Regions from separate parts of the Homo sapiens genome. Here region 2 is linked to region 1. Evidence: chromatin loops called from intact Hi-C (ENCODE). Cell type or tissue: HepG2. All regions are shown on one strand. Each heading gives the region's core, and the rest is flanking DNA. Links, peaks and the distances in the headings are about the cores only. Region 1 has its middle 560 kb from the start of LINC00972. Region 2 has its middle 500 kb from the start of LINC00972.

What was found. Hi-C counts contacts between places; a loop is a spot of excess contacts. Peaks named below come from ENCODE experiments on the same cell type or tissue, not always from the same donor. Only the 100,000 strongest peaks of a DNase experiment are listed, where the experiment ranks them.
Region 2: it touches region 1 in a loop (4-fold over the local background); 2 of 110 quality-filtered maps call a loop at or near these places.

The regions. Positions count from the first base shown.
Region 1 is chr7:85,982,137-85,987,536 of GRCh38, forward strand. No RefSeq gene overlaps it. Among named protein-coding and RNA genes, the nearest start is that of LINC00972, 560 kb to the left of the region's middle. In HepG2, for the core only: no CTCF peak of the experiment used is centred there; no DNase peak of the experiment used is centred there.
Region 2 is chr7:85,921,223-85,926,622 of GRCh38, forward strand. No RefSeq gene overlaps it. Among named protein-coding and RNA genes, the nearest start is that of LINC00972, 500 kb to the left of the region's middle. In HepG2, for the core only: no CTCF peak of the experiment used is centred there; a DNase peak (open chromatin) is centred at 3,009.

The sequences.
Region 1 (5,400 bases), core at 199-5,198:
GACATTTTAGGTGCTGACAATAGTTGATACGTTTCTAATGAGATCAGAAGTGAGGGGTCACAAAAATAATACTAACTGAGAAATTATTAAAATAGGGCATAGAGGAAAGCAGAAGAAAAATGAAGCAGTACAAACAGAAAGTAGTCCCCTATTATTCCTGGAGGAATGCCATATACTGGAAGAATTTAATAATAACAACACTTGTCTTCCCGTTGTCATTTTTTTTTGGGGGGGGAGACAAGAAATGTTTTCATAAAAATGGGTGTGGCAAAATATGGTATTGCAATAAAAAATTATAAGGGCATAACCAAACATGAAATTAAGAGAAGATTATTTTCAGTTATCAACTGTAAGCACAAACAAATATGGCATGGATCAGAGATGTGTAATTTGAAGTTGCAGTTATGAAGTCAATATTAGTATGTATGCCTAGATGAAATATTGTATTAGAAGGTCCTTTTTATTTTGCAGTCACATCTCAGTTATGTGTCAGAAAACATGGACAGTCTTAAAATTTCAAACTGCCTATCTTTGGCCACTCATTTGCATTTTTGGGTTCCTGACAACATTTGCTTAAAGGGGTACTGAGCTGAATTTTAAGGAAAATTACCATGTCATTAAAAAGCCTTGGGACAATTATGAGGAAAGAGTTAGATTGGCATAAAAGAATGGGTAATAGTACAAATATTAGGTGCTATTGTAATTAAGAGGGGAGAAGAAAATATCATTCTGGATTTTGCAATCTTGACAGTTTTCATCAAAGCATAGGAATATTGAATTGCTATAAAGATGACCTGGACAATGATGTCTAGTTTCTGTTCTATACAGAAAAACATTTTCATAGAATTCATTCTAGATACAAATCTTTATGAGGTCATGATTATCCCAGAGCTCTAAAGTGAAAGTAGAGATATGTACTCAGATGGCAGGAAGAGAGAAGTGAAGAGTGGAAAAGCAAAATCCTATGTGAAAATTTTTGGGGGTGCACTTCCATTTTACTTTATTTTTTTCTCAAGGCCTTCTATTACTTGATATAATGTTAAAGATCTTTAAATTCAGCAAAAATACAAAAAACGGGCTATGCAAATTATTGGCTCAGTTTTGAAAGATTGCTGAACCTTCTTTTATAAATACTGTGGGAAAATATACAGTTGTGTATTATGACATACAATACAGTGATTTGGACTACATCTTTTATCTGGTTCCCTGTTTAAACTTTTTAAAAATTTCTTTATTCTGCTTATCTGACAGTTGATGGGGTCTAATATATTTTTATATCTCCTAAAATTGCTTACTCAAATAAGTAACTCCCTCTGCCAAACAACTCTTGGCTCCTACCTGGTATTAGTTCCCAGAAATATTTCAACTCACACAACAATTACAAATTGCAAATCCAGAGCCATCCCAGGCTTTACTTTTGCTCTTCTGTTAATGATAAGACCATAAGAAATAGACTATTAGCTAACAGAATATCCAGAAATTATTTATTTGTCACCTATGTCCTCCAAAACTAGGGATTCAACTTGTGGCTAAAAAGAAGTTCTTAGAAAGAATTTATGAGTTACACATTTTTAAATAATCGAATAAGTGTCTTCTCATGAGTTCTTCACTGCACTCAACTTGGCAATCACTCTCCTCTATATGATCAAAAATATTCTGCAAAAGTAGCTTTAAAGAGTGTTTGGAAATTTTGGCCTTGAATTTATTTATTTTTAAATAAATTCTAAATTCACTTCACCATACATCTAAGCAGGGCAATTTGATATTGACTGTTTTCTTTCCAGTGCTTCTCTTCTGGGAATACGTGAGCTATCTGAGTACAAAGAACCTAGATCTTTGTCCTAATGCTACACATTATCATGTTACAGGTTCATATAGAATACCTAAAAATGTATAATATTTTGGTATAAATTTATAAGAAAAAATCCTCCAAGATCAAATCCAAAATTACCAAGAAAAAAATTGTATCTTCTCAGAAAAATAACCTCCATGAATTAAAAAAAAATTAAAAACTTTCAAAAAAGATAACAAGGAAAAGAATGTTGAGCTTTCAGGAGTTTCAAAAATGGGAGCAAGTGTGTGATACCTAAGAAGTTTACAGCTATTATTTGGTACAATTGAATTAAAAAATAAAGAGAAACATTCATTTTATTAATCTTTCAAATTGAATGTTGCTAAAAGAAAAAATCAAAGGAAAAATAAAACAATAATTCTGACTACAATTGTATTTAAACACATTGAAATTTTTATACATAAAATTCTGAAAATTCCTATCTGGTTAATTCTGTTTAAAACTATATATATTAACCTCAGTAAAATTAGACATATTGGTGGTAAAATTGTACTTGATAAAATGTGTTACTGATTAAAATCAAATAAGATAACTAAATGTTTTAACTATTAATATCTCCAAATTTGATCAAGCAAAATGCACTTAGCCAGAAAATAAAACTGCAAGACAGAAGTTGTTATAAAATTTGATACAAATTATAGAATTAAATGAATCTATCCTTATAGTACAATTTATGACAGAAAAAATGAAGTTACATGAAAGTAATTTAAATATTTTATCTTCATATTATGGAAAATTATCAAAACACATTTGTGTTAACTTCAAAAACTGTATCTCAAAATTGACTGTTTATGCACTTATCAAATATTTGCACTCATCAACATGAATTTTGGAGATCCACAAGGTAAAAAGATAAGTGAAAAGTTAATCAAAATAATTGGTTCAAAATGGTAGAATAAAAATATTTTTTATTTTAACATCTATACACAAATACTAAAGAAGTCTGATTTAGCCAAAATTCTTCACATCCATATGTAATTTTAAAAGACCATGATTGTTGTAATTGATAGAGGAAGTGAATTTCTGCATGGCTTTATTTCTAGATGCCTATGAACATTGTAGTTTCAAAAGGTTGTTGTCAATTAAGTGTTGTAATTCACTTAAGAAAAAAAGGAGAAAAAGGAAATATGACACTGTCAGAGTTACTCTGTTTTAAGCTGTGAACAGAGAAAAAATCATTTCAAAGTTTTCTAAACTATAGCTAGCATTATTTTAATATTAGATATTGGAATATATGTATTATAATTCTACACAGGCCTCTAGGTCATGTTTGCTTTTTAGTGACTCTCATTTGAATGAGAGAGGAACAAAAGCAACTGAACAGAATCTTGAACAGCCATATAGAACAACCTAAGTGCCAGATCCTCTTTTTTGTTGTTGATCTTATAGTATTTATCTCTTATTGTTTCTGTTCCCTGTGGTTCTTATGTATCACCTGCTAACCATTTGGCCTAATATACTGGCCATCAACTCCTGAATATACCATTGCCACTATTGAAAATAAACAAATTGTATAGACTTTCAAATAAATTTACCTTCTATATGTGTTTTTATTTCTGTTAGTAGATTCATTTTTGCCTTGACCTTCATATTTCATTTGACATCTGCTTTCCTCGTTTTCTATAACATTTTCATTTTAAGATACAGAAATCGTAGCAAATCTTTGTCATGGATATTATCATGAATGATTTCAAAATTAGGTATAGATTTTTGACATAGATAAAATGATGCACAACGGAAGATATGACTGATAGTCAATGGTTATTTTTCTTAACTACAATCCAAGGTTACTATAATTATTTGAAAGAGTAACTATGTACTGAGGGAGGATACACACTTATACCATGATAACTATGTAAGAGAAAGATACCCATTGCATCACAAATAAAGCAAAGCGTGTCTGTAACAGGGTTTGGGGTGGATCCACATTTTTTGCTCTGCAATGAAAACAGAACCATTGTTTTACTCTTTAAGGCAGTGTATTGAAAGTAGTTAGCAAAACCCCTGTATCATCTACCCCAATCATTGAGAAAACTGATGTTTCCCACATATCAAAAGGAGCCTGGAACAAAGATACATAATATATAAATTTTTTTTTGGCATTCAGTTTGAAAAGTAATGAAGGGAATATGAACATACAACAACAACAAAAACAAAAGGAACAATCTCTCTCTTTTGGTAATATAAAATCTTTGTTTCTTTTTAATCAAAATAATCAAAACACAATCTAGTCCCTAAAGCAGACGTACCAAACATTGACAATCTCTAGAAGACACCTGGGTGGAATTGAACCTTGATAAATGCATACACACACACACACACACACACACTTTTTTTTTAGTGTTAAGAGTGAATTTATTCATGCATGTATTCAACAGATATATATTGAATGCCCCATATGTGTCATCTGCTCTACTAGGCATGAAAAAATGTTTAGAAATAAATAAAACAGGGTCCCTAGCGAGAGGTAATTCAACATCTAGGAATAAATACACACATCAACAAATAAATTCTAAAATAATGTAGTATGTGCAGCAATAGAAAAATATATGTATTAACATGAGAACACTATAGAGAGGCATCTAATTTAGGTTGATGGTACTAGGGGAGAAGCAAAAAAGACCCCCTGTAAGTGCTGATAACCAAACTAAACTTTAAATAATTCAATTCATTTTTTCAGAAAATATTTGTTGAGGGTCTACTACATGCCAGACACTAGTGCTGGCAATAGATCAAGAAACTAAATATTTTAGTGCATGAATTCCATTTACAATTTACACTCTAGTGGATGAGAATTTAGTGAAGCAAATGGCAGGGGTAGGTATAAAGGAAAATCACAAGGTGAATTATGCTGAGTTTAAAACTTGAGAAAGTTACAGTGAGAAACTAAGCAAGAGTTGGGGATAGCGGTCATAGTATAGAAAGCCGGTAGCTCATGTTAGTGCTTGGTACTACGAATTGGAAATGAATTTAGTTCTCTCTATATAACTTCTTGCATGTAACTTTGCAAAATATTGATTAGCAAGTGTCATAGTTATATTTTTATTTGTGACAAATCTCTGAGGAATTATATTTAATATGGCAGGCATTATGGGAGAGACAAATACCGAAGCCAGATAATTTAGGACATTTCTGCATCTCAGTATTTAATCTCCACAGACTGGCATCGTCATCTTTACACAGGTTCTACAAATGAAGTGAAGTATGAGAATTTTTGGCTAAGAAGACTAGAACTATAGTTAATCATGTTATATTGTATACTCTCAAGATATGGTATTATTTTATAACTGCAGGATTGCAGAAACCTCACTTGGAGGCCTTTTGCAGTGTTTGAAAGATGACAGGATCTTCTATCATCAAGATTTTCCTGAACAGTATAGCAGTTTTCTTTTCAATGCTATAGTCACATAATTAATCATAATATTATGTGACTATTAAGTAAAAAAGAGAGTAATATAAAAAATTTAGATGCTGATCATGAGGCTAGATCAAATTATATTCTGATGTAGTGTTTAAAATGCACTTCCTTTTCCGAAAGCTTTGAAGTG
Region 2 (5,400 bases), core at 230-5,229, 61 kb before region 1:
TTTCTTCTCTGTGTGATACTAGAAACGACTCTAAATTGAGAACAATAGATTGTTTCCACGTTACAACAATGTCACTTAACAGCTAAGTGACATTGGACAGAAGAAAACATGGTACTTCAGTTTTCTGAGTTGGTAAATTAAAATAAAATCTACAAACAATGATTGTAAGTGCTGAATTACTGAAACACAACAGGGTTTGTTATACAGTAGTTTTCCATTGTGCATGATAGGTGTCAGATATCAGTTTAGATACTGTTTCTTAATTTTTCTATGTTTGCCTCAGCAAAGAGAATAAACTTCACTAGGAGGAACAACAACAACAAAAAAACTTCAGAAAGAATGAGTAGGTTTTAACCTATGGAAAGTTTGTGGCTTCAAAGGCATCCCCATCTAAATTAAGACTGTTTGATAAGGGTGAGGTTTTTGCTGATGGTTGAGGAACTATTTTAGAGATTTTGGAGTCCACAGTATATATTGCAGAGTTAAAACTGAATTCTGAAAAATTAAGCAAACCTTATTTTTAGCACATTTGATCTTAGTCAAAAAATCTTGGATAGTTAAAAATGTCATTCATTTATTTATTTGAAGTTGTCGAGACTGTTTTGCCAGCATAAGAAAAGATCCAAGGATTGAGGACAATTGCTCTTTCTATACAATAATTTTGTTTACTACTGAGGCTGGACTACTCATTCTGCCATATATTTTGAATATGAAATGTTGAGTGCAATAGCAGGAGAAAGAAAATCCCGAGTGTGTGGTGTGTGTATGTGTGTGTGTGTGCACACATGTACGGGAAAGAGCTCACATGAATGGGAGTGTTTATGCATGTACAAGTTGTGCATGTCTGTGGGTGGTTGTGAATATGTGTGAATAAGTTAGAGAGAGTGCTGTTTTTGAGAGTGTTATTGTTTTTAACTGTGATGGTGTTAAATAAAACCATATGTGAGTTCAATGAATATATGCTATTTTGAATGGAAAAATATATACATATTAAACTGTTACAATGCTCATTGAACTTAATTAAGCATTAGTTTTAGGGCCCAAATAATTTTGAATCTGTATGCCATTTATGAAATAAATCATCGATAAATTCAAAACAGAGAATTTGTAATTAAACTTGTAAACATACTCTCCTTTCATTTGTAACACATTTCTTTTAATGATGCACAAATAGTTTCTATTGTGTTAGACTGAAACTACTTTCTTAGACATTATTGAAAGTATAATTGATAAAAATATGGGGTATTCATATCTATAATGTGTTGCTTTATAGTCTAAATTGACAAATTCAATAATAGTTTTAAGTTTTTATGTTTGTTTGTTTTGTTTTGTTTTGTTTTGTTTTGTTTTGTGGCAGAGTTTCATTATTGTTGCCCAGGCAAGAGCGCAATGGTGAGATCTCAGCTTACTGCAACCTCTGCCTCCTGGGCTCAAGCGATTCTCCTGCCTCAGCCTCCTCAGTAGCTGGGATCACAGGTGCCTACCACCACACCTGGCTAATTTTTTGTATTTTTGTAGATACAGGGTTTTGCCATATTGGCCAGGTTGGTCTTGAACTCCTGACCTCAGGTGATACACCCTCCTCGGCCTCCCAAAGTACTGGGATTACAGGTGTGAGCCACCGTGCCCAGCTAAGTGTTTTTTAAAAAACATATTTTAGTAAGTTGATTTCCTCAGATAGCTATGTTACGTCGATAAATCTAATGCAGGAAAAAATATGCACATATTATAATTTGCATAAACCGTATTGCACATACAATAGAAATGAATTGTTTACATAGTACTCTAATTTAATTTTGGAATTTAGTGTTGGGAGTGAATCCTAGAGTTGAACTATTCCTAGCACCTCATTTTATATGAGGGAATTCAAAGTATCTTATTAGTCTGTTAAATGAGTTGCTCTTTGTGGAACTCTAATCTGTCATTAAAGTCCCAAGACCTATGACACCTTTTAATTGAAATCATCTCTGCTTTTGGAAAGTTTTTAGTCATTTGTAAATTTGAGTTGTTAAACATTCTGACCAATTTTTCCTATAAAGAAAATTTTAAGGGCAAAATGTGCCATTGGTTTTTGAGTTTTACATAACTCTGGAAAATCATACTGTGTGGTGTGAATTTTGATGTGTGGGGGAGATGTAAGGCTCTATATGTAGATGTGGGGAAGATGCTTGGCTATAAGTTGATGTAAGGGGAGGACTATAAAGTTTACTAGTTTGTGAACAGGTTTAAAAAATGTTGCTGTCTATTCAGGGAGTTAGGAAATACACTACTCAAAGCCTGATTGTGTGGAACCATTACTTTATCACTATGTTGATGATTCTCAAGTCAACATTTTCCTTGAAAACTTACTTGAGCTCCAGGCCTATTTATATAACCATTTATTGACTACCTCCACATGGACATCCCAAATTTATCACACAAAAGCCTCCTCCTCTTCTCACCAAATCTATTTCTAGGCCAGGTCTTTACAATAATACCGTGCTCTATCCAGCCAAACACACAAAAAAATTGAGGATAATATAAGATTCATCTTTTGTCTCTCCCTGATTCCCGACCCAGTCAAACCCTGTGTATTTTATGTCTTAAATATGTATTAATTTTTCTCTTTTGACTTTAGGTTCATAGTAATATTTTTCTACTGGATTACTCTGACAGTCTTTTAACATTTTTTGGCCTAATTTTAAATGTGTTCTCAGAAAAATTGTTAATTATTTTTAATGTAAATAGTTAATACTTATATTCTTTTATGCAAGATTCTTAGGTGACTTTTTATCATTTTAAAAAGAAACCTAAACTTCTCAAAATAAAATCCAAGGCCTTTCATGATTTGTCTCTTTCCTTAGTAATCAGGCGTGATTCCTGTCACCATTTCTGCCATTGTTCCAGCAAAGCTGATGTACTTATAGAAGTCTTAGCCCTTCACATTCTGAATGCTCTATTCTTTGCATCATCTGCTTTTCTGCTTTGCCCATGCTTCATCATTTTGTGTACCTTTTAAGACTCAGAGTAAATATCATCTCTTTTAGTAAATGTTACCTAATGTGCTCTTCTCCCATATGTCAACATTAGACATTCCTCTGTAATGGTCTCTTCCTCTGCTTACATAGCATTTAATAAAACAATTGTGTTTTCGTATGATTATCTTTCAGATTGACTAAACAGCCATGTCATAAATGAATAAAAAATAAGAATAGTCTTAGGTTTACTATAATATTAAATAATTTTAATATTATTGGCCATGCATGGTGGCAAACACCCGTAATCCCAGCACTTTGGGAGTCTGAGGCAAAAATACAGTTGAGGCTAGGAGTTAGAAATCAGACTGGACAACAAAGCAAGACCTTATCTCTACAAAAAAATGAAATATTATTATATGGACTGAAATATTACATGGACTGAATACAGTATTGTACTGTATTCGAGATAATATTATCTTCCTTTAATATGTAGGTTTTTAAAATGAAAAAACTAGTGAAGATACAATCAGTATATTAAGCAAAATCAGAACCTCAGAGATAAGAAGAAAAACATACATGTTGCTCAGAAGTATTTATCCAGGGAATCAAATGAAGAGAATGACTCGAGGTTTCACAATGTATTTAAAGTTCACAGGCACTCATCCTTTTGATCGTCTCTCTACTTTAAACATCTTCACTTAGCTTATGAGCAGGAACATTGATTTTTACAATAAGGATGTCAGCTCCTATTTACAGCGTTTCTGACCTTGGCTGAGCACAATCATCACAATTGCAAGCATTCCTACATTTGCTGTACTCATATTGCAAATCCAGGTCATTGTAATTCTTGCCCTAGGTAGGTTACTTGACCCAAATTATTAGTTACTCATTTCATAAATAGATTTGTTTGTCATACTGATCTTATATGTAACACTTTTGTACTGTAAAAATTTAATACAGTTAGAGAAATTTGGAAAACTGTTTACAACACAAACATGGCTAGTAATACTTCCTTCTAAATTATTTCTATTGATAAATATAATAAAGCATATATTTTGAGGCTTGAGGCTTGCAGCTTCAGAACCTGGAGAAATCCTACATGGAAAACTAATTTTTTAATTAGAACTTAAAAATATGACGTCTTTAAAAATTTGATACCACAATTTTATAATAAACTGAAAAATTCATCAATTAGCTTAAAAACTGATAAGTGTAAGAATGGCTGAAGAAAAATTTATGTGCAAAATAAGCTTTTCAGTGGGCAAGGATATCTAAATGTCAGATCACTTAAATAGAGGCATAATATCAATTAATAGTTTACTATGCTGATCATGGATAAGTGACAGTTCAATTTGAACTGTAGCAATAATTTTATGAGACTTCCATTTCATTTTCACAGTAACTCAATACAACATTATCTTTGTAATATACAACAGATATTGGGCTGCCACTTTTAGATATATTTATTCAGGTCAAATAAAATTTATCTTTTTTAAAAAAAGCTTTTTAATAAACCTTTGAAAATCTGATTCCCCCCCTCCTTTTTTTAACGTAGCACAAACCACAGATATCACTGGAAAAGTGATTAATGTTACAGCCTCATCAAGTGTACTGAAACATTATTGAAAAATACAGATTCATAGGTTTCTGGAAGTCTTTTATGTGTTTACAGCCTTGCAGAGCTTCCTAATTTTCAACCAGGTACCCCTGACACTCTTTCTAAGGCTAGGAATTGAATGTCCCATTATTTCTCTTCTTACATGGCTCATCATTAGAGTTTTTTTCTTTATTATTATTATTATTATTATTATTATACTTTAAGTTTTAGGGTACATGTGCACATTGTTTAAGTGGGAGAAAGATATCGAGTTTTGGAAAAAGAAAGTGAAGCAGAGCCACTCTTTGAGGAGGTCATAGTGGCTAGAGCAGTGCAGACCTCTCCACAAGCTCCCACTTCAAAACTGGTGCTTTCTCCATCCTGTCCTGTCCCTCAGGCTGAAGTCTTTCATGGCTCTTCTACAATCTTCCCATTCCTTCCTTCCAGATGACCACTCCCACAGTTCCTCAGTCCTTCCCACATATGGATAAGCTCTAATCCTTCCATTAAACTTCTTTATTTGTCTAATTCCTCTAGTTGCTCTCTTTCCTTCACTGGACCTAGACTGATATATCACCAAAAGATAATTAATTCCTTATCTCACTGGGATATTCTATGTCTGTGAAAGAATGAATAGCTTAGAAGGACACACATGGTGCTTTGAGGGAGAACAGGATCACCCACATGTCAACTGGGTCAGTCAAGTCAAACCTTATGAAAAAACAGAAAACAGAGTTAACATCAAGGGCACTTTTATTCACAAAACAACTGGAATTTCAGAAAAAAGGCATACCGAAAATTATCTACTCCAAAATCTTAAACTTGAGCTACAAATGTGGCCATTGG